Linked DNA regions of Homo sapiens: all the other regions are linked to region 3. The links are chromatin contacts, found by Hi-C or POLR2A ChIA-PET in ENCODE. All regions are on one chromosome and are shown on one strand. The core of a region is the stretch at or near the end of the contact, and the rest is flanking DNA. Distances in the headings are between cores, read along the strand shown. Region 1 holds the start of UBXN7 (UBX domain protein 7). Region 2 holds the start of RNF168 (ring finger protein 168). Region 3 holds the start of PPP1R2 (protein phosphatase 1 regulatory inhibitor subunit 2). Region 4 has its middle 32 kb from the start of ZDHHC19. Region 5 holds the start of TFRC (transferrin receptor). Region 6 holds the start of LINC01972 (long intergenic non-protein coding RNA 1972).

Region 1 (2,853 bases), core at 185-2,684, 890 kb after region 3:
ATGTTCCATGCCCACAAGCTAGATAACAATGCGTCAAATATCTCGTTATCATTGCAAAGCAAAAAAATAAAACTTGCTTTAATATAAAACGGTAACTAGTATACAACCTGTAGTAGTTAAAACAATATAAAATTTTACTTAACCAGATATTGCACGTTAAACTCTAGGAACATTAACAGTGGAAACATTCTCCGCATCTAACAAATTACGAGATAAAGTATAGATCCGTTGAGAGGGAACTAACATTCTGACCTCCTTCCAAAACGACAAACTAGAACGGCAAAATTACACTCAGGCACATTGGAGTACTCTTCTCTCAAATCACTCCACAGAGAACTTCATCATTTGCTCCGCCCTCTAATAACTCATGCAAGAAAAGTTCAGCACCATCAGAGAGAAACAAGACAGAGAGAATTCATAGAATGGCTTTAGGGCCTTTCCTCCAGGCGGTAAGAGGATCTGCGTGTGTCCTTCGCAGGGGTCCAAAGGGAGAGAACCTAGGCCTAGGGTTTCGGGGATACCGACACCCAGAAACAGATTTTCTCTCAAAGAAGTTTCTGCCGCCATCCCTATCTTATCAGCAGGAGGCCCCGGCGCCATCGTCTCCGTCTTTATGATTTTATTATGGGGAGGTGGGAAACGCCACCCTGGATTCTTCCAGGCCTCCCCTATTCAGCTTGGGGGTTCCCCCTCATTCTTCCCTCAAAGCCTCAGTCCCTGAGGTCCTCCTCAGCACCCCCCGCTTCTGGCGGCCTGTCCCCCGTGAAGTGTAAAGGCACGGCCGAACCCACCGGCCTTGCCGTGAAGGCGGGAGGGCCCGAACCCGCCAGGGCCACGGCGATGGCTCCGAGGGGCCCAGAAAGGGGAAGGGCAGGCCGGGGACCGGGGCAGAATGACCTGGCCGGGGAAGAAAGGAAAAAAGGAGGTGAGGAGATGCACCGCACCGCAGGGCTGCACAGAGAAGGGAAGATGATGAAGGAGGAGGAGGAGGGCGGTGGCCCGGGTGCGGCCCCCTACTCCTCCCGCCCCCGGGTCCCCGGGCCGGCGGGGGCGGACGGACTCGGCCCATTCCCAGGTCTGGGCTGGCGGGGGGTTGGGGGATCTCCCTCCACGCTACTAGGAGACAGAGAACGAGGGTATCGGGAGCGGGGGGGGGCTGTCTCCCGCCTGAACCCGGAGACCCCGACGCCGTCGTCGCCTCTTCCTCAGGAGGGAGGACGGCAGCTGTGGGTAAAGCCCGAAGGAGGAATGCCTGAAGGTAAGGGGAAGCCCGGGGCAGACCCGCTGCCCGCTCCGGACCCCACTCTCCACCTTCCGGTAACCGCGTCTCTTACCGGTAATGGTGGTGAACTGTTGAATTAACCCCTTCAGCGCCGAGGACGCCGCGGAGCCCCCGTGGGCAGCCATCTTACCGCCGCCGCCGCCGCCGAACAACAACACAGACACACACGGACTGCCCTCCCCCACTTCGCCGTGCGGTGTGCGCAGGCGCATTGACCGCCCCTCGAGCCCCGCCCCTCCCGTCCCCAGCGGTCTGCGCAGGCGCATTTTCCGACCGGGCCCGCGCGCTCCCAGCTCTCGGGTTGGCTGCTCGGTTGCTGCCTGCTCAGTGCATCCTTTTTGCCATTGCTGGTGCCTTCCTCTCCGGGCTCCAAGGCTAGCCTCGCAGGCGCGGTGTCGATTCCTAGATTCCGAAGGAAGCTTCGGTCTCGGCAGATAGTTCTTCGCATTTCAGCTTCGCAAGCTTTATTGACAGAGCCAACTGCCGATGACAGCATTTTTCTGTTTTGCGGTTGTACCGCACTCTATTAGGTTTCCTGCAGGTCCCATCAAAATGCAAACCCTACCTCCTCGCTTTGAAGCGACTCTCCCCGTACTCGCCCCCCAGCCTCTAAACTAATGGCTTAGCTAACCGATTGCGACGAGTGAAATACCAGAACCCTTCATGCCAAAGAAAGCACTTAGCGCGGGGTTGCCACCCAGTAGGTTTTCATAAACGATTGTTTAGTCTGCTTTCCTTAAATAAATTGGCCATCACGTCTCCCGTTAGGGTCTTAATGAGACCCCAAGAGGCGTCATTTGTATAAAAAGAAACTCTGTATATGCAGTAGAGGAAAGAAAACATATAGAAAGGAGACTGGAAAAGTGTGCTCAAAACGCTGGTAACGGTTACCTCCAGAGAAGAGAACGATCGGGACGATGGTCAAAGCGGACCTTACTTCGAGTTTCTTATTTATCTTTTTATTTTTAAACAAACATTATTGGCCGGGCGCGGTGGCTCATGACTGTAATCCCAGCACTTTGGAAGGCCGAGGTGGGAGAATCGCTTGAGGCAAGGAGTTCGAGACCAGACTGGGAAATATATCAAGAATCCATCTCAAAAAAAAAAAAAAAAAAAAGATATTCGTGTGTTCCTTGAATAATTTTAAGTATTTTGCAAAACAGTTACATGAGTGGGGTGCGCTCAAATCCAATAATCCCCCACCTTGCCCATAAAGTTAAAAGAGATTCCAAGTGATTCCGTTTGTTTTAGCCTCCCACCTTCCAACCTCCACCCACATATTTTGCATCTTCATAGGAAAATGGCCCAATAAAAGATGGGATGAGCTGTCTGAAGAATTGACACATCCTAAGAGTAAACATGCTATTGGGGAGAATTAAGAAAGAGCCATGTCAAATCAAGGGGTATAGTTTTTTGTTTTGTTTTGTTTGACAGGGAGTCTCGCTCTGTCGCCCAGGCTGGAGTGCAGTGGTGCAATCTCAGTTTACTGAAAGCTCCGCCTCCCGGGTTCAAGCGATTCTCCTGCCTCAGCCTCCCAAGTAGCTGGGATTACAGGCACACGCCACCACGCC
Region 2 (3,036 bases), core at 532-3,031, 960 kb after region 3:
TTTTTACAATAAAATAAACGTATGTTTAAAAGGCAGGTACACATATAACTGTGACCAAAAAAAATTAGAAAAAAAAAAAAAAAAAAAAAAAAAAAGACCTGTCCACGAGAGAACGGAGACACCATATCCTAAGCCCAGACAGGAACCACCGCCCGGCTTATTGCTCACATTAGTGGAGGAAAGAGTCAAGGGTTCAGTTTGGGGCTCCTGAGTCTACCGGGTGCAGGGTTGAGTGATAAAAAAGCGACTTTAGCCTCGTCGCATGATTAGGAGAATCAAGAATTAAATGAATGGAGATGTATAGATAAGTAAATCAGAGGCCGGGCGCGGTGGCTCAAGCCTGTAATCCCAGCATTTTGGCAGGCCGAGGCGGGCGGATCCCTTGAGGTCAGGAGTTTGAGATCAGCCTGGCCAACATGGTGAAATCCCGTCTCTACTAAAAAACAGAAAAATTCCCCGGGCGTGATGGTGCACGCGTGTAACCCCAGCTACTCGGGAGGCTGAGGCAGGAGAATCGCTTGAAACCGGGAGGCGGAGGTTGCAGGGAGCCGAGATCGCGCCACTGCACTCCAGCCTGGAGGACGGAGCGAGATCCTGTCTCAAAAAAAAAAAAAAGAAGGCTCCAGACGGGCAATTCTTTAATTTTTAACACAACAAACACCCATCGAACACAGCGCGGGCATTTTGACAATGGACAAAATCTTGCCCTTGACTTTATAATCCATCGACATTTGGGGACCCATAAACCCCCTAACCTCTGAGAACTATTTAGACAAATACTAGTCGGGTTTTTTGGTTTGTTTTTACTTTTTAAATGGAAAAGTGATGATTCACCTTTTCAAAGACTTGCGGCTTTTGGCCAACAAACACGCCATGGTTTACTCACCCACTTCCTCTGATTCTTGGCCAGACGCTCTAAGCTTGCACTCCCTGGGATAGTGTTTTTGAATTATCGTCCACAGTTCCACGTTGACGAGAGAATTTCTTCGGGTATGGTACCGAGTCCACGACGATACCCGGCGGCGACAGAAGGGACAGCATAAACTCGCCTTTTCGACGGTCGACTGGAAGCACGGTTTACACAGCGTGTGGTTACACGGGAGGGTGACGGGCTCCACGAGGATTTCCATGCAGATCCCGCACTGGCACTCGGACAGCGAGGGGATGGCGTCTTTGGGTAGAGCCATTTCAATATGTTAGTAAAGCCGACTAAACAACGACACCTGCACGAAAAAGAATCCTATTTTCGGCCAACCACAGAGAGAGCAAAAGCAGTTTTGTGTTTCAGTATTATGCCCAGAAGCGTATCAGAATTCGGAGAACAGGAGCATCCAACACGTCTTGAAGCAAAAAGGCGCTCTCAGGGTCAGGCAAACAGGAATACCCCGGAGGGCGGCGTCTTTGTCCATTTTCAAGGCAAACGTCCCGCCAGCAAATAAATGCAGGTTTTCGTCGGAGGAGCCTGGCTGCTCCGCGGCATGAACACCGCGGCTGCGGCTCCCGGGGCAGCGAGGGGAACGCGCCAAGTCCTCTCCTCCCCTCACCCGGAAAGGATGCTCCGCTCAGCTCGGGGCAGCCGGGCCCCGGGACGCGGCTCCGGGAGGAAGCCCGGGCTCCGGCTGCAGCATAACTTCCGCTTTACCGCTGCTGCGGGGGAGACGCGCGACTCCCGTGTTCACCTTTCGGGCGCCTGGCGCAGTTTCCCAGAGCTCCGCGCCCCCGTCCCTCCTACGCAGCCAGAAACCCTATTCGTTGCGGCAGCGCAGCAGCCACCGGACAAGCGCTAGCAACGTCACAACCGCCCGCCAAAATCGCACTTCCCACCCAGAAAACTGCCCAAGGGCGAACGTTCCCGGGGCGGGACTTCCGGGGTCTGCGCGCCGCCCGCCCTCCCTCCCAGCCGGAGACGGTCCCGCCCTGGCGTCGCAGCCCCGCCTAGTGCAGCCTGGGTGGAGCCTGACCTTTCCCTGAGATTTCTGCGAGGCCTCAGACACCCCTGGTTTCTTGGTTTCTGGGTAGAAAAAGGGAAACCTCAAAACAAAATCAACAGCCAAACAAGGCCGGGTGCGGTGGCTCACGCCTGTAATCCCAGCACTTCGGGAGGCCGAGGCGGGCGGATCACCTGAGGTCAGGAGTTCAAGACCAGCCTGGCCAACATGGTGAAACCCCCGTCCTTACTAAAAATACAAAAATTAGCTGGGCATTGTGACAAGCTCCTGCAATTCCAGCTACTCAGGAGGCTGAGACAGGAGAATCGCTAAACCTGGGAGGCAGAGGCTGCAGTGAGCCGAGATTGTGCCACTGCACTCCAGCCTGGGGGACAGAGCAAAATTCCACCTCAAAAAATACAAATAAATAAATAGATAAAAGAATTGGGGTCTCACTGTTTTATCCAGGCTGGACTACAACTCCAGGGTTCCAGGGATTCTTTCGCCTCAGCCTCTGGAGTAGCTGGGTCTAGAGCTTGCAACTCCATAGCCAGCTCCGGACCTGCATTTTTTGAGGGAATCAATCAGTGTGAAGGAAGAGAAAAGAAAATCACTGTGCGTGAAAGCAGCCTTTAAGTTGTTTTGAGGCTGCTGAGAGCATTCAGGCTGGGTAGGGGATGGTTTCCAGGTTGAGAACAACGAGGAGACATCGGTCGTTGGTAGAAGTCTTTGGGAACTTTCATTTCAATGTGGGTTCAGAAACCTGTTATTGTCTGTGATAGCTCACACCTGTAGTCCCAGCACTTTGGAAGGCCAAGGCGGGAAGATCAGTGGAGCCCAGGAGTTCAGGTCCAGCCTGGGCAACATAGTGAGACCCTGTCTCTACAAAAAATAAAAAAATTAACTCGGTGTGCTGGCTCACACTTATACTCTCAGCTACTCTGGTGGCTGAGGTGGGAGGATCACTTGAGCCCAGGAGGTCAAGGCTGCAGTGAACAGTGATCGTACCACTGCACCCCAGCCTGGGTGACAGGGCAAGACCCTGTCTCAAAAAAAAGAAAAAAAAAAGAAACCTGGGACTGTCATCTGGTTGTCTACAGTAACAGTA
Region 3 (3,153 bases), core at 557-3,056:
ACTCCTGGGATCAAGCAATCCTCCCACCTTGGCCTCTCCAAGTGCTGAGATTACAGGCGTGAGCCACCACGCCTGGATGTTATTTATCTTTTAACTAACTTGGTTCTCCTGCTTCAGTTATGTTCTGGTGAAATTCTGTCTTCTTAATTCCATGACCTACACATCACACTCCCCCAGCACTCCATTTAACGTGGCTTAGCCCAAAGAAGTTGGAAAATTGTGTGTGAGAGAATGTAAGATTCAAGCATCCATGAGCGTGGGAGTTGCTAGACAAAAACTAAGGTCCTTTCCAGCCCCAAAAGGCCACGATTCTAACCTATGAACCTACTCAATATTTCCTTCAAGGTAACACAAATCCCTAAAATTTACCACCACCAAGCAGTAGTTCCTTTTATGGTCCTAAATAAGATCCTTTATCCAGGAATGCCCTAGGTTCCTATATTCTGAGATTTCACAAACATCCTCATTTTAGCTTCTGACTACCAATTTCAATGGTAACTTTTCTTAAGCCTTATTTTCAGAAAGTAGAGTCCTTCTATTTTTAGTATCTTGCAACGCCCAAGCCCCCGTGCACTTCTAACCCACTACAGATACTGTACTGCAACATTTTCTCCGTGCATAAACGCCTACCTTTCTTTTTTTAAAGGCTAGTATATTGTTCCATTATACAAACGTACCGTAATTAATATTTCACCAGCTCTTACTAATGGACTTCCGGTCGTTTCCAATTATATTATAAATATTACATACAATGCTCAGGTCAACAACTTTTTACATGTGTATCTTTAGCGTATGCAAGAGCAACTAAATTACCACTGGGTCATTTCAAGTTGCTCCTCTTTGAACTGTTTTGAGCTTAGATCTATCTCTGAACAGGAACAAAAACTAGAAAGCACCCAAAACTCTGGTTGCAGATGCAGAAATACAGTGTGGCACAATGCTAATGGGGGAAATGGTCTCTTCTTTGACGGATCGCCTATTAGCTTGAGACTAGATCTTAAAGGGTTCCCAAAGCAAGAAAATACACTGTAATTATCGAAGAATTTTAGATACCTCAGAGATGAGGTTAAGAAATAGTAAAAGCTTAACAGTCGAAGATCTGAAGCTTCAATTTCATTCTTTGATGTTCCCGATTACAGAAAGTTCAAAGATGATGTTTAAAAATATTATATATGCCCAAATGCTTAAAAAAAAAAAAGGAAGCATGATAAACGTCATCGCCCAGCCTTCTTAAAGATCGCTCCCACCCGCGGCTAGCCGGGCAGGAGAAGAGACTCGAGCGGCACCCGAGCCGCATCCACGCCGCCCGCCCGCCCCTGGGGTCTGGGTAGGTAACGGGCCCGGCGGGAAGGAGGGGCTCCCAGGCCGTCCCTCCCAGCGCTCACCTCAGCTCCTCGTCGACATTCCCGCGGGGCTGTTCGGCCGACGCCACCATAGAGGAAGTCGTAGAGGTCTTGTTCTTCAAGATCCCCTTGATGGGCCGGTGCGAGGCCGTCGAGGCCGCCATTGCCGGGCGCTCCGGCTGTCGGCTCAGGGTCGCTGCTTGGCGTGGGGTCCGCGAAGAGAAGGGTCGGCACAGCAGAGACTCGCAGGCAGCCGCAGATCCCGCTCAGGGCTAAAGCGGCCGCAACTGCTGCCTCGGAAACGGCTACCGCAGCGGTTGTCACGACACAACGACCCCGACGCCAGAGCCAACGCCGAACGGGTGGCGGCTACTCGCGCACCCTTAGCCACTGGCACTTGACCCGCGGCTCGCGGAGAGACGCCGGCCTAGAGCTCCAGCGCAGGAGCGACGCGACGCCGAAGCCAAGCGGACCCGCCCTCTCGCGATATCTAGGGAGGAGGCGGGGAGAGGGCGGGGCGAGAACAAAGCCGACCTCCTCGCCCCGCCCCCTCCGTCCCGCCCGGGCTGCTCGCCCCGCCCCCGCGCGGCGCTGGGAGGCGGGAGCTGTCTCTGAGAACCTGCGGGAGAGCGCCCGGGCTTGCTGCTTCCCGGACCCGCGCGTCTCTCGAGCACCCTCGTCCCACCACCTTGTGAGGCCGTAGTGTTATTTTTATTTTTTAGATCAGCAGACTGAGACTCGAGGTGACGTCACTCCGCAGAGAGGTTAGCTGACTTGAAGAAAACGGGTATCTCCTCTTTCCATTTCGCCCGTGTAAACAGCCGAACTGCCTATTATAAAAGCATGGACTGCCAGCATTGGAGTGGTCCTTAGAGGCCTATTATGAAATCATAGAATGTCTGCATTGGAATCGCCTCACCTCCTTTTACCGCTGGAGAAGCCGACGGACAGACGGGCAGCGACCCCCGCCGTCGCACAACCCGTCTAGGCAGAGAGCGCAGGAGACGGGAGGGCGGCAGGGACACATCTCCCAGCCAAGGACCTCCTGGGCCCGCAGAGGCCGCGACAGGTTCCCCCCACAGAGGGAACCAACTCTGCCGCAGGTTGATGTGGACTTCAAGCCTGCAGAACGGAGAGCCCATTTCCATTGCTTAAAGCCACCTCGTGTGTGGTATTTGTTATGGTCCCTGTACACTCCCTTCCCTCCCTCTCCCAAGTCCAGTCCGCAGCTCGCTCATCACCAGGCTCTTTTCCATGACTCTTTCTTGATCAGGCCTTTTTATCGTCCTCACCACAGGTTAGAGCACAGCAGACTGAGCCACCCAGAACTGGCCCCTCCGGTGGACCAGCCCCTGCGGATTCACAGACCACTGGTCCTGGAAGGGACCTTGTCAAGCAGGCCCATAAGGTGGCTATTCAGCCTGTTTCTCCAACAACCCCAGGGGCTAGAAGCCCGCCACACCCCCGTGTAACTCATTTTGTTTTTGGACAGCTCTGACTCTGGGAGTTCTTAGATTGAGCTGACACCTCGCTCCCAGCAATGTCTGTCCACTGCTGTGGGGGGTGAGAGGAAGCGTTTTCCCCTATCTAGCCCCTATAGCAGCAGTTTCACTCCCATGGCTCATCTCTGGACCACAGTCTCATCTTCTTTAACACAGGCTCTGTGCCTTTTGAGGATGACCCTGTTCTGTGTCCTTAGGACTCTGCCCCTCAGGGATGACTGTAGGGTTCTGAAAACGATTGTTTTTATCGTCTGGCCCCGAGCCCCTAGCTCCTAGATGAGTTCCTGGCACAGAACAGGGCCTCAGTA
Region 4 (3,056 bases), core at 372-2,871, 640 kb after region 3:
GTGAAGCCGAGGCTCATTCATTTTCTCTGTCATGTTCTATTATATGATATCCCACAATTTATCCATTTTACTTTGAAAAGTTATATGGTTTGCTTACAGGTTTTATTGTTGTTTTGAAATTGCAAACTGTGCTGCCCCGAACCTCCCTGCAAACTGTGCCGTAGGAGTGGAGCTGCACTTGGGTCAAAGAGGGCAAAGGTAAGTCTTAACTGTGCAGCCCAGATCAGAGCAATAACAACTCATCAAGATAAGTCTAATTGCTACTCAACGGGGTGGAACTTACACGCTTGCCAGTGGGCAGGCAGAGTTCCCTGTGTCCTACATTCTTGTTAACACTTGAAACTCCAGTCTTTTTTTTTTTTTTTTTTTTTTTTTTGAGAGATGGAGTCTCACCCTGTTGCCCAGGCTGGAGTGCAGTGGTGTGATCTTGGCTCACTGAAACCTCTGCCTCCCGGGTTCAAGCGATTCTCCTGCCTCAGCCTCCCAAGCAGCTGGGACTACGGGCTCCCGCCACCACGCCCAGCTAATTTTTGTGTTTTTAGTAGAGACGAGGTTTAACCATGTTGGCCAGGATGGTCTCAATCTCTTGACCTCATGATCCGCCCACCTCGGCCTCCCGAAGTGCTGGGATTACAGGCGCAAGCCACTGCACCCCGCCCTGCAGTTTTGTTTTGTTTTTTTAATTTATTATTTTAAAAAAATGTTTTTGAGACAGGATCTCACTCTGCCACCCAGGCTGGATCATGGTGGCATGATCTTGGCTCACTGCAGCCTCGTCCTCCCAGGCTCAAGTGATCCTCCCGCCTCAGCCTCCCAAGTAGCTGGGACCACAGGTATGTGCCACCATGCCTGACTAATTTTTGTGCTTTTTGTAGAGATGAGTTCTCACTGTGTTGCCCAGGGTGGTCTCAAACTCCTGGGCTCAAGCGATCTTCCTGCCTCAGCCTCCCAAATTGCTGGGATTACAGGCATGAGCCAACACACCCAGCCCGAAGGAACTGCCATTCTTTTTATCTTTGCCAATCTGATGGTTATAGAATGGTATTTCCTAGTGGCTTTATTTTGCGTTTTCTTTATTTCTAATAAAGTTAAGCATCTTTTACATGTTGATGGACAATGTATATTTCCTGTTTTGCAAAACACCTGGTCGGGTTTTCCTGGTCTTTTTTCTTATTTATTTCTAGGAGTTCTTTATGTACTCTGGACTCTGATCCTGCATTGGTCTTTCTAAAGCTTTATTCGTCGCATCCTCTGATGAACAGAGCTTTTCTTTTTTCTTTTCCCTTTTAAAATTAGTAGAATTTATTCATCTTTTTCTTAACAATTAGTGCTTTCAAGAAATTCTTTGTACCCCCAAGGTCAAGAGATATTATCCTATACTCGCTTTGTAAGGGTTGGTATTCTGCCTGTCAGGTCGTTAATGGACCTGGCATTGATTTTGGAGCCTGCTGTGTAGTCAGATCTAAACTGGGAAAGGAACAATTGCCTGCTTTTCTCACAGGGGCGTTCTGAAGCTCAAAGGAGAAAATGCGTGTGAAAGTGTCCAGAACTGTGAAACAATGTACAAGTAAGAGAGTCTGCGATGCTGATTTGCTGGAGGGTGACAAAGCCGTTTAAGAGAAGGCTGCTTTGGCCTTTGATTTGCTAATCAGTTGGTAGCGTCATAGGCTGCCAGTAGGCCAGGCAGAAACCCAACCTCCATTCTGCCTCCGGAGGCTGGAGAACACAGCCAAAAAGACCAGCTGAAGCATGTGGTCTTTGCAGGAAAGTAAGTTCCAGTGGCACTGCTGGGGCTGGCCCCGTCCACCCACACTGTTCACTCCATCTGCCACCTGACATTAGCAAATTAGGCTGCAAATACAGCCCTGAGTCATAGAGAAAAGATGAAATTACACTCAGGAAACTCTGCTCACTGAAGTGCATGAGTAACAGGATGCAGAAAGACACCCATTAAAAGCGGCTAAAAACGAGTCAGGTGCTCCAAGGCAGCCTGCTGCACACCCCAACACGCGGGCAGGCTCCGCCCCAGCTCCAACTCCACCTGGAGGGGCAACACGCACCCATTATACGAGCCACACGGGGGCCCCAGCAACTGGCCCAGACAAGGCTGCAGAGCCCACTCAGGGTGGAACCCCCTTTAGCGAACTGGAAGGTTCCATGACGGGGCTGCGGGGAAGGAAGCCGACTCGTGGGGAGTTAGCTGAGCTGCCGGAGGAAACTGACAAAATCAAACGCACCCTTTGGCCTGCACAAGGCGATATTGTTGGTTCTCCCTGAAGCACATCCTGGCCAGGAGACAGAGCTTAGGCCAGCCCCCGGGCCAGGTGCCTGCTACCCAGACCTGTGATCCTAGCCAAAAGTCTCTGAGTTCTGGATGTCCACACTGGGAAGGGAGAGCAGCGAGGGAAGGGTTACCAAAGGGGCCTGAGGAGACATTCGGGGGTGACAGATTGTCAGCATCTTTTTGTTTGGTTTTTCTTTTAAGCGATGGGGGCGGGGGGTGGGGGGGGGTCTCACTATGTTGCTGAGGCTGGTCTCGAACTCCTGGCCTCAAGCAATCCTCCTGCCTCAGCCCCCGAGTAACTGGAATTCAAGACGTCAGCCACGGCCCCCAGCTTAGCTTCAGCATCTTGATTGCAGTGGTGGCTTCACAGATGTATACATATGTCAGAACTTATCAAATTGTATATTTTCAATATCTATTTTAGACAATTAGATCTCAATAAGGCTGTTTAAAAATTACAGAATGGTGTGATGGCGACTTTTACTAAATATGCATGTTGACAGCAAGAGGAACGACTAGAAGGAGGTCCCCAGATGTTAACAGTGCTTAGTTCTGGGCTGTGGGATTACAGAGGATTTTACTTTTCCTCTTTGTGTTTTTCTGTACTTTAAAAAATTTCTGAAATATATGTGTTTTACTTTTTTTTTTTTTTTAAGATGGAATCTTGCTCTGTCGCCCGGAGTGGAGTGCAGTGGCGCGATCTTGGCTCATTGCAACATCTGCCTCCTGGGTTCAAGCAATTCTCCTGCCTCAGTCTCTCAAGTAGCTGGGA
Region 5 (3,042 bases), core at 528-3,027, 540 kb after region 3:
AGGCTAGTCTCGAACTCCTCACCACAAGTGATCCACCTGCCTCGGCCTCCCAAAGTGCTGGAATTACAGACGTGAGCCACCATGCCCGGCTAATTTTTGTGTTTTTAGTAGAGACAGGATTTCACCATGTTAGTCAGACTGGACTCGAACTCCTGACCTTAGGTGATCCGCCTGCCTTGGCCTCCCAAAGTGCTGGGATTACAGGCGGGAGCCAATGCGCCCAGCCGAGGGTCATTTTTAACTAGCATTGTGATCGATTCAGGTTTAGCTGGGAATCTTGCTCCATGACATTTAAATACATTATCAGAGGCAAGTAACTGCCTCGCCTTAGGGCGGAGTTAGCCAAACTGCTGTCTATCTAACAATCTTCAACACAGGCTAGGTTTACAGCCACCATTACTTGATAAGAACATCCAAAGGAAATTGAAGGATGCTATGCTATATATAACCTTGCAAAATCGATGACAAAAATTATCTTAACTCTGAGTTTTCTTGAGAAGCATATTGTAACCCAAAATTCAGGGCCGGGGGGCGGGGGGAACCAGCAGGGTCCACAAGTACTCTAGACAGCCTAACCTTAATTTTCACAGTAAGCTTAGCATATAAGCATGGGGTAGCCAAATACAATTTCCTACTTTAATCCTCTTATCAACGGGGAAGAAAATGGAAAAAGCTGCAGAATCCAGTCCCCCGGGTAAGTGAGGTCTCTACAAGCAGTAAGCAGAGGGAAAGCGTTATCCGAAAAGAGCCGAATCAGAATGTATTTTCTTACCCACCCTCCCAACCTTAAAAGAACTGTCCAGCAGAATGTGACACAATCGGCCTCTCCGGCGCCCATCAATCCAGCACAGCCCTCTGACCACACCGCTAATCTCCAAGTATCTTTCACAAATAAGTCACTCCTATGGCTCCCGTCTTGTAGTGAGAACTGCTAGCAATATTCTTAATGTGAACACCTGCGGCGTTCAGTCGGATTCTGCCTTGAGAAAACAGAATCCACACACAAGGCGAACAGGCAGAGCATGGCAAGATCAGGTTGTACCAGAGCCGAAGGGTAAGTTTACAGAAACCCGTATCTAATTAATGCCTGTAACACGCTAGTAACCGAATCGGGGACAGCTTTGTCCCTTTCCGCAGTGAGAACGGGGCCCGCCCGGAGCCCGGGGAACCGAAGGTTTAGGAGCCCAAGGTCACCCACGAATCCCAGCCGTTCCCTGGGGCGACTTCCTGGAGCAGCCACGTGTTCCCCCGGCGCCGCACGCCGCGCAGCTGCACCTTGGCTGCGCCCGCGCTCCCGGACCCGCAGCCCGGAGCCGGCGCACTAGGGCCTGCGGCCTTCAAGGGCGAGGACCCGAAGTCCCCGGGGCTGAGAGCGACAGTGGGGGTACACCTGGTCTCGTCATTCGTCGCTCTGTGACCGAGGAGGCGGGCAAGAAGGCAGAGAGAAGGGAAGGGACGAGAGGCGAAGGGACGAGAGGCGCAGGGACGCCTCTGCGCACAGCCGCCGACCCCGTGTACCTGCAGCCGCTCGAGGCGCCGCCACAGCCCCTTCCCCACAGGCTCGCGGCCCCGCTCCATCCCGGCCGCCCCGCCTGGGGCCGCGACCGCTTTCCCGCTCCCCGTGCGGCTCCCTATGGCTGCTGGACAGCACCGGAGCGGCCGCTCCAGCCAGCCCCGCAGGATGAAGGGAGGACACGAGGGTCGGTGTAGTTCTAGAAGCCCGCACTCACACTAGCGCGTCCTCCGTCCCGAGCCGCCACCCGATATCCCGACGCTCTGAGGGGATGGCGGCCCCTAACCGGCGGTTTATAGCCTGGCCCCGCCCCCGGCCCCCAGGGGGGCTGTGCGTCACTTCCTGAGGCACGTACGCTCGCGAGGTGCTCTGACAGATCGCCCGGGGGGCGGGGATGCGCGCGCAGCGGGCGGGGCCCTATGCGGAGGGCGCTGCGGGCGAGGCGAAGGCCAAGGGAAAAGGCGCCAAGGCAGCAGGTGCCCCGAGGAGCCGCGCGATGGGCGCACTGGCCTCTGCCTCGGCGCCTTCCTCCACCCTGGTAGCCTGGCAGCCTCCGCCTGACCTTGACCAACCTCCAGTCCCTGCAGTGCTAGGTCCAATCTGTTGGCGTTGACGCTTAAATGTTGGATATTGCACTGCGGCAGTGCCTTGAAATGTACGTGCAGGATGGAATGTTAGGTAACTATTAAAGCCACTCTTGTGAAGATGTATTTTGCAGCCTCAGAAATACAAAAAGGAAAAGAAAAGCAAAATGCAAATTTTTATTCAGAATGTATACAAGCTGCACTTTAACCAAGACTAGCGGAGTGCTTTGCGTAATGTTTAATGCATGAGGGAATAAAAGGGAAAATAGAAACAAGTGACTTAATAGGGTGATAGGATTGTAGATTAACTTTCGTTTTCATTGCCATCGCTGTTATTGGATTGTGCAATGAATAACAAATAAATAAAATTCAATTCTTGTCACTGTTTAAACTCTTTCCAAACAATCACACCCTCTCCCTCCCTCTGGTCAGTAACCAGCAGGCCAGGGAGGTAGTAGCTACAATGCAAGAAAGCAACCCATACCTTAAAAAGCATTGCACATAAACTGACCTTCAGGCCCGTAGGGACACAGAACAGCCCTTTAAGAAGCAAATCCGTTTCTGGGCCTTGGGCTTTTACTCTTCCCTTTATTTCTTCTGCTCTAAGATAGAGAAAGTACTTGGGATTCTCACCGCCTTTCTCTTTACTCCCATTCTCTAAAATCTCTCTCCCCAAAGAGAAGTGTTTAAAAGTCATATGAGTTGCCAGGCGCGGTGGCTCACGCCTGCAATCCTAACACTTTGGGAGGCCGAGGTGAGCGGATCACGAGGTCTGGAGTTCGAGACCAGCCTGACCAATATGGTGAAACCCCATCTCTACTAAAAAAATTTCAAAAAAAATTAGCCAGGCATAGTGGCACGCGCCTGTAATCCCAGCTACTCAGGAGGCTGAGGCAGAAGAATCGCTTGAACCCAAGAGGCGGAGGTTGCAGTGAGCCAAGATCG
Region 6 (2,943 bases), core at 120-2,619, 770 kb before region 3:
GGGCTGGGAGGGAGGATGTGGGTCTAAGCAAAGTGCCCCACGGACGCCGCTGTCTAAGAGCAGTGCTGTTAGCTCCCCATGGGTGGGGTTGTTGCAGCCGAGGCTGGGGGGCTAGTTGGCAGCCATGCTGCAGGAGGGGACACCAGCCTTGGGGGAGAGCCGTCTGTTAGCTCCTCACTTCTCGGGTCTTGCCCAACCCTGCCTTCATAAACACTAGAAGAATCCTCCTTGTGAGTGGGATGATATGCCCAGGAATGTTGTGGTAGGGCTAGGAGAGGACAGGGAGAGTCAGCTGCCTTGCCAAGAGCCCAGGACGGGAGGTCCTGGGCCAGGTGGATAGCACCTCCCTCAGCCTCAGAACTCAGAGGCTGGCTCAGAGCCAACACCATTCTGCCCAGTTGTCAATGAAGACTTTCACTCTTAAGAGGGTGAAGGGCAAAACCTAAAGGATTTTTCCAACAGTTGTACTCTGATTGCGGAAACCAAAGGAAAGAGTCATGGGTTCTGACGAAAGGTTAGAAAAGCTTTTGGGAGGAGAAGGCATTGAACCTTGATGAGTGGGAAGTTTAACTTCTGGGAAAGTTAAACTGAAATTCATCTGAGCCGCATTATGCTCTTGGCTGTCCTTCCTTTTACCCTATTCAAACCAATGTAGTCAGCTTACCTCCCGTCTTGGGCAGGGCCTGGGGTGGGAGTAGAGCTGGGGTGAGGTGGGACCACAGTGAATCAGACCCAGCCCCTGCCCACCAGGACCTGTAGTCTGGTCACTGATAATCCAGTAGAAGGCAGTAAATTGTGAGTGCCATAGAAAAGGTACCTTGTGGGGGGCTCGCAGGACAGACCATCACACCTGGCTGGGGATCAGGAATGCTTCATGGGGCAGTTCCTCTTTGAGATGTGTGCTGAGGGATGGGCAGGGCTTTTGAGTGAAGGAAGGAGGGTAGATGTGAGTCTCTATTATAATTCTCCGGCAAAAATATTCTGGTTTCTCTCTCTTAGTGGGTAGATTGGTAGGAAGATAAGGTTGGTTTTGGTAGGCTTTTTCTCTTTCAGGTATCCGATACCCACTCCTCACCTTAAAAGATATCTGTGTCTGTTAACTGTCCTTCTTAGGTCCAGAATCAAACTCATCTGTCAATGGGCTCCATGGATAGGGACCAGCAGGGGAGTTAATGGCCCTGGAGACAGAAGGGGCAGGAGGTCAGGAGTCAGGGCTTCGGGAGCAGCCAAGGGGCATTGGGAGGAAAGAGACTGCAGAGAGACTGAAAGGTAACTCATTACGTGACAAAGACTTACTGTTATTACTGATAATTTGCAGCAGGCACTGTGTTGGGAACTGGGTATCCTAAGATGAGGATAGCAGGGCGTCTGCCCCAGGGACCCCCCGCACGGAGGTGGCTGTGTCGGCAACAGTGGTGTCACAGTAGGTAAGTGCAGCGAGCAAAACAGGCCACAGAAGTGCGCACTGGTCCACGGTGACCCCAAGGAGGACATGATCCCCCTTGTCTGGGAGGTAAGGACAGCAGGCAGCCCACCTGCAGCTGGGAGTGGTGATGGGAGAAGCTGCCGGGCTGGCTTCTTGCAGGTCGGCTCTTAGAGTTGGGCCTTTTTGGCCAATTAAATGGTCTCACCTCTCCCTTAAATTCAAGAACTTTCTCCATGAATTCTCAGTCCTGTGCTCACCCAGCCTCTGCTGCCTCTTTTGCTGTTGGGTGGCTGTGGTCGCCACAGGTTCTGCTGCATTTTAGAGACCGAGTCAGCCTTCTGGACTTCCCACCTGCTGGGTAAAACTCAAGTAACATGTGAGAGCCGCGCTCCTCAGGCCCCACCCCCTGTGGGTGATTGATTTCTAAGTAGGGGAAGCCCGCCCTCCTCAGGTCCCACCCCTTGTAGATGATTGATTTCTAAAGTAACAAGTGAGAGCCAAGCTCCTCAGGCCCCACCCCTTCTGGATGATTGATTTCTAAGCAGGGGAAGCCCGCTCTCCTCAGGCCCCACCCCTTGTAGATGATTGATTTCTAAAGTAACAAGTGAGAGTTGCGCTCCTCAGGCCCCACCCCTTGTAGATGATGGATTTCTAAGCAGGGGAAGCGCGGCCGCCCCGGGTTAGACACGCGTCTGTTTGCTTGCAGATGTGCACACACTGTCTCCGGCTTCTTCTGTGGCTTGGTAGAAGCCCCAGCTTTTTAACTTATTAAGCACAGCTCTTCCCTCTGTAGGACTGCAGGCAGGACAGTCCTCTTCCCGGGCTCACCGCAACATTCAGTAGCTGCTTTGAAGGAACAGAATAAGGTTGCCACATGCCAGTCTGTCCTCCGATCACTTCAGGGTTCCACTCACCGTGGGTTCAAGGCTTCTTTGATTCTTTGTTTCCTTTAGTTTTCATTCTCTCCTCTTCAGAACAAGAGTAGATGGTTCGGTGTATGCAAATATCACAGTTCCAGGTAACTTGAAGGAGCAGTTTGGATTTAGGTATTCATTCTTACTTTTATAGGACTGTAGATATCTCTTTATGCAAATAAGACTTACTATTGTATTATAAGAGCAATAACCATGCACTGCTTCAAATGACATCATTTACATTTTTATTTTTGCAATAAGAATATATTTAGGCAACAGAATCAATGCTGCTTTTTGAGAGGTATTTTCTAATTTCTAATGTTGATGGGTTCAAAGACTTGCTATGAGTACATGGGTCACAGACACCACCTCATGCAAAGCAGAAAGGAAATAAATCAAGGAATGAGAACGAGAGCCAACACCATTCTTTCTTTCTTTTTTTTTTTTTTTGAGACAGAGTCTTACTCTGTTGCCCAGGCTGGAGTGAAGTGGTGCAATCTTGGCTCACTGCAACCTCTGCCTCCCGGGTTCACACCATTCTCCTGCCTCAGCCTCCCGAGTAGCTGGGACTACAGGCGCGTGCTACCATGCCCAGCTAATTTT

The links. A loop is a pair of places that touch in the nucleus more often than their neighbours do. ChIA-PET counts read pairs that join two places held with the same protein, here RNA polymerase II (POLR2A). Pooled maps may share reads with other maps.
Region 1: a map with no recorded cell type shows a loop between it and region 3 (9-fold over the local background). The contact joins the promoter of UBXN7 here to the promoter of PPP1R2 in region 3. A Hi-C loop is called at or near these places in 1 of 168 maps with a recorded cell type or tissue (tibial artery), 1 of 37 single-sample maps with no recorded cell type and 4 of 50 pooled maps.
Region 2: a map of ascending aorta shows a loop between it and region 3 (8-fold over the local background). The contact joins the promoter of RNF168 here to the promoter of PPP1R2 in region 3. A Hi-C loop is called at or near these places in 1 of 168 maps with a recorded cell type or tissue (ascending aorta), 1 of 37 single-sample maps with no recorded cell type and 14 of 50 pooled maps. POLR2A ChIA-PET finds 5 or more read pairs at or near these places in 1 of 52 experiments (CD8-positive, alpha-beta memory T cell).
Region 4: a loop to region 3 is called in a pooled map, with 7 times the contacts of the local background. The contact joins the enhancer-like site here to the promoter of PPP1R2 in region 3. A Hi-C loop is called at or near these places in 2 of 37 single-sample maps with no recorded cell type and 8 of 50 pooled maps. POLR2A ChIA-PET finds 5 or more read pairs at or near these places in 3 of 52 experiments (B cell, HEK293 and activated naive CD4-positive, alpha-beta T cell).
Region 5: a map with no recorded cell type shows a loop between it and region 3 (24-fold over the local background). The contact joins the promoter of TFRC here to the promoter of PPP1R2 in region 3. A Hi-C loop is called at or near these places in 1 of 37 single-sample maps with no recorded cell type and 9 of 50 pooled maps. POLR2A ChIA-PET finds 5 or more read pairs at or near these places in 1 of 52 experiments (T-cell).
Region 6: a loop to region 3 is called in a map of CD8-positive, alpha-beta T cell, with 9 times the contacts of the local background. The contact joins the promoter of LINC01972 here to the promoter of PPP1R2 in region 3. A Hi-C loop is called at or near these places in 3 of 168 maps with a recorded cell type or tissue (CD4-positive, alpha-beta T cell and CD8-positive, alpha-beta T cell) and 14 of 50 pooled maps. POLR2A ChIA-PET finds 5 or more read pairs at or near these places in 2 of 52 experiments (PC-3 and PC-9).

Annotation. Positions count from the first base shown.
Region 1 is chr3:196,430,993-196,433,845 of GRCh38, forward strand. UBXN7 (UBX domain protein 7) reads right to left here and starts at 1,435. Exons shown (of 11, transcript NM_015562.2): 1 at 1,335-1,435. The coding sequence starts at 1,407. It overlaps UBXN7-AS1 (UBXN7 antisense RNA 1), which reads left to right and starts at 393. Exons shown (of 2, transcript NR_046745.1): 1 at 393-449; 2 at 1,210-2,042. RefSeq lists enhancers at 192-966, 543-592, 967-1,740, 1,673-1,752 and silencers at 1,303-1,362, 1,383-1,632.
Region 2 is chr3:196,501,987-196,505,022 of GRCh38, forward strand. It overlaps RNF168 (ring finger protein 168), which reads right to left and starts at 1,782. Exons shown (of 6, transcript NM_152617.4): 1 at 887-1,782. The coding sequence starts at 1,187. It overlaps LOC105374306 (a long non-coding RNA gene), which reads right to left and starts at 66. Exons shown (of 2, transcript XR_924896.3): 1 at 1-66. RefSeq lists enhancers at 1-576, 577-1,260, 912-981, 1,022-1,111 and a silencer at 1,732-2,031.
Region 3 is chr3:195,541,519-195,544,671 of GRCh38, forward strand. It overlaps PPP1R2 (protein phosphatase 1 regulatory inhibitor subunit 2), which reads right to left and starts at 1,807. Exons shown (of 6, transcript NM_006241.8): 1 at 1,386-1,807. The coding sequence starts at 1,507. RefSeq lists a silencer at 1,779-2,018.
Region 4 is chr3:196,177,955-196,181,010 of GRCh38, forward strand. No RefSeq gene overlaps it. Among named protein-coding and RNA genes, the nearest start is that of ZDHHC19, 32 kb to the right of the region's middle. RefSeq lists an enhancer at 1,834-2,033. Within about 2 kb of position 1,622, at least 16 of the 41 ENCODE cell types and tissues checked have a DNase peak (open chromatin) inside an H3K27ac peak, as active enhancers do; they include B cell, where a contact is called at or near this core.
Region 5 is chr3:196,080,313-196,083,354 of GRCh38, forward strand. It overlaps TFRC (transferrin receptor), which reads right to left and starts at 1,778. Exons shown (of 19, transcript NM_001128148.3): 1 at 1,731-1,778. RefSeq lists an enhancer at 30-529 and silencers at 1,411-1,710, 1,761-2,100.
Region 6 is chr3:194,767,340-194,770,282 of GRCh38, forward strand. It overlaps LINC01972 (long intergenic non-protein coding RNA 1972), which reads right to left and starts at 1,370. Exons shown (of 3, transcript NR_146990.1): 1 at 1,297-1,370; 2 at 1,076-1,178. All of the region lies in intron 3 of LINC01968 (long intergenic non-protein coding RNA 1968), which reads left to right. The region is part of intron 2 of LOC105374292 (a long non-coding RNA gene); the gene reads left to right. RefSeq lists enhancers at 1,861-2,155, 2,271-2,370 and a silencer at 2,001-2,100.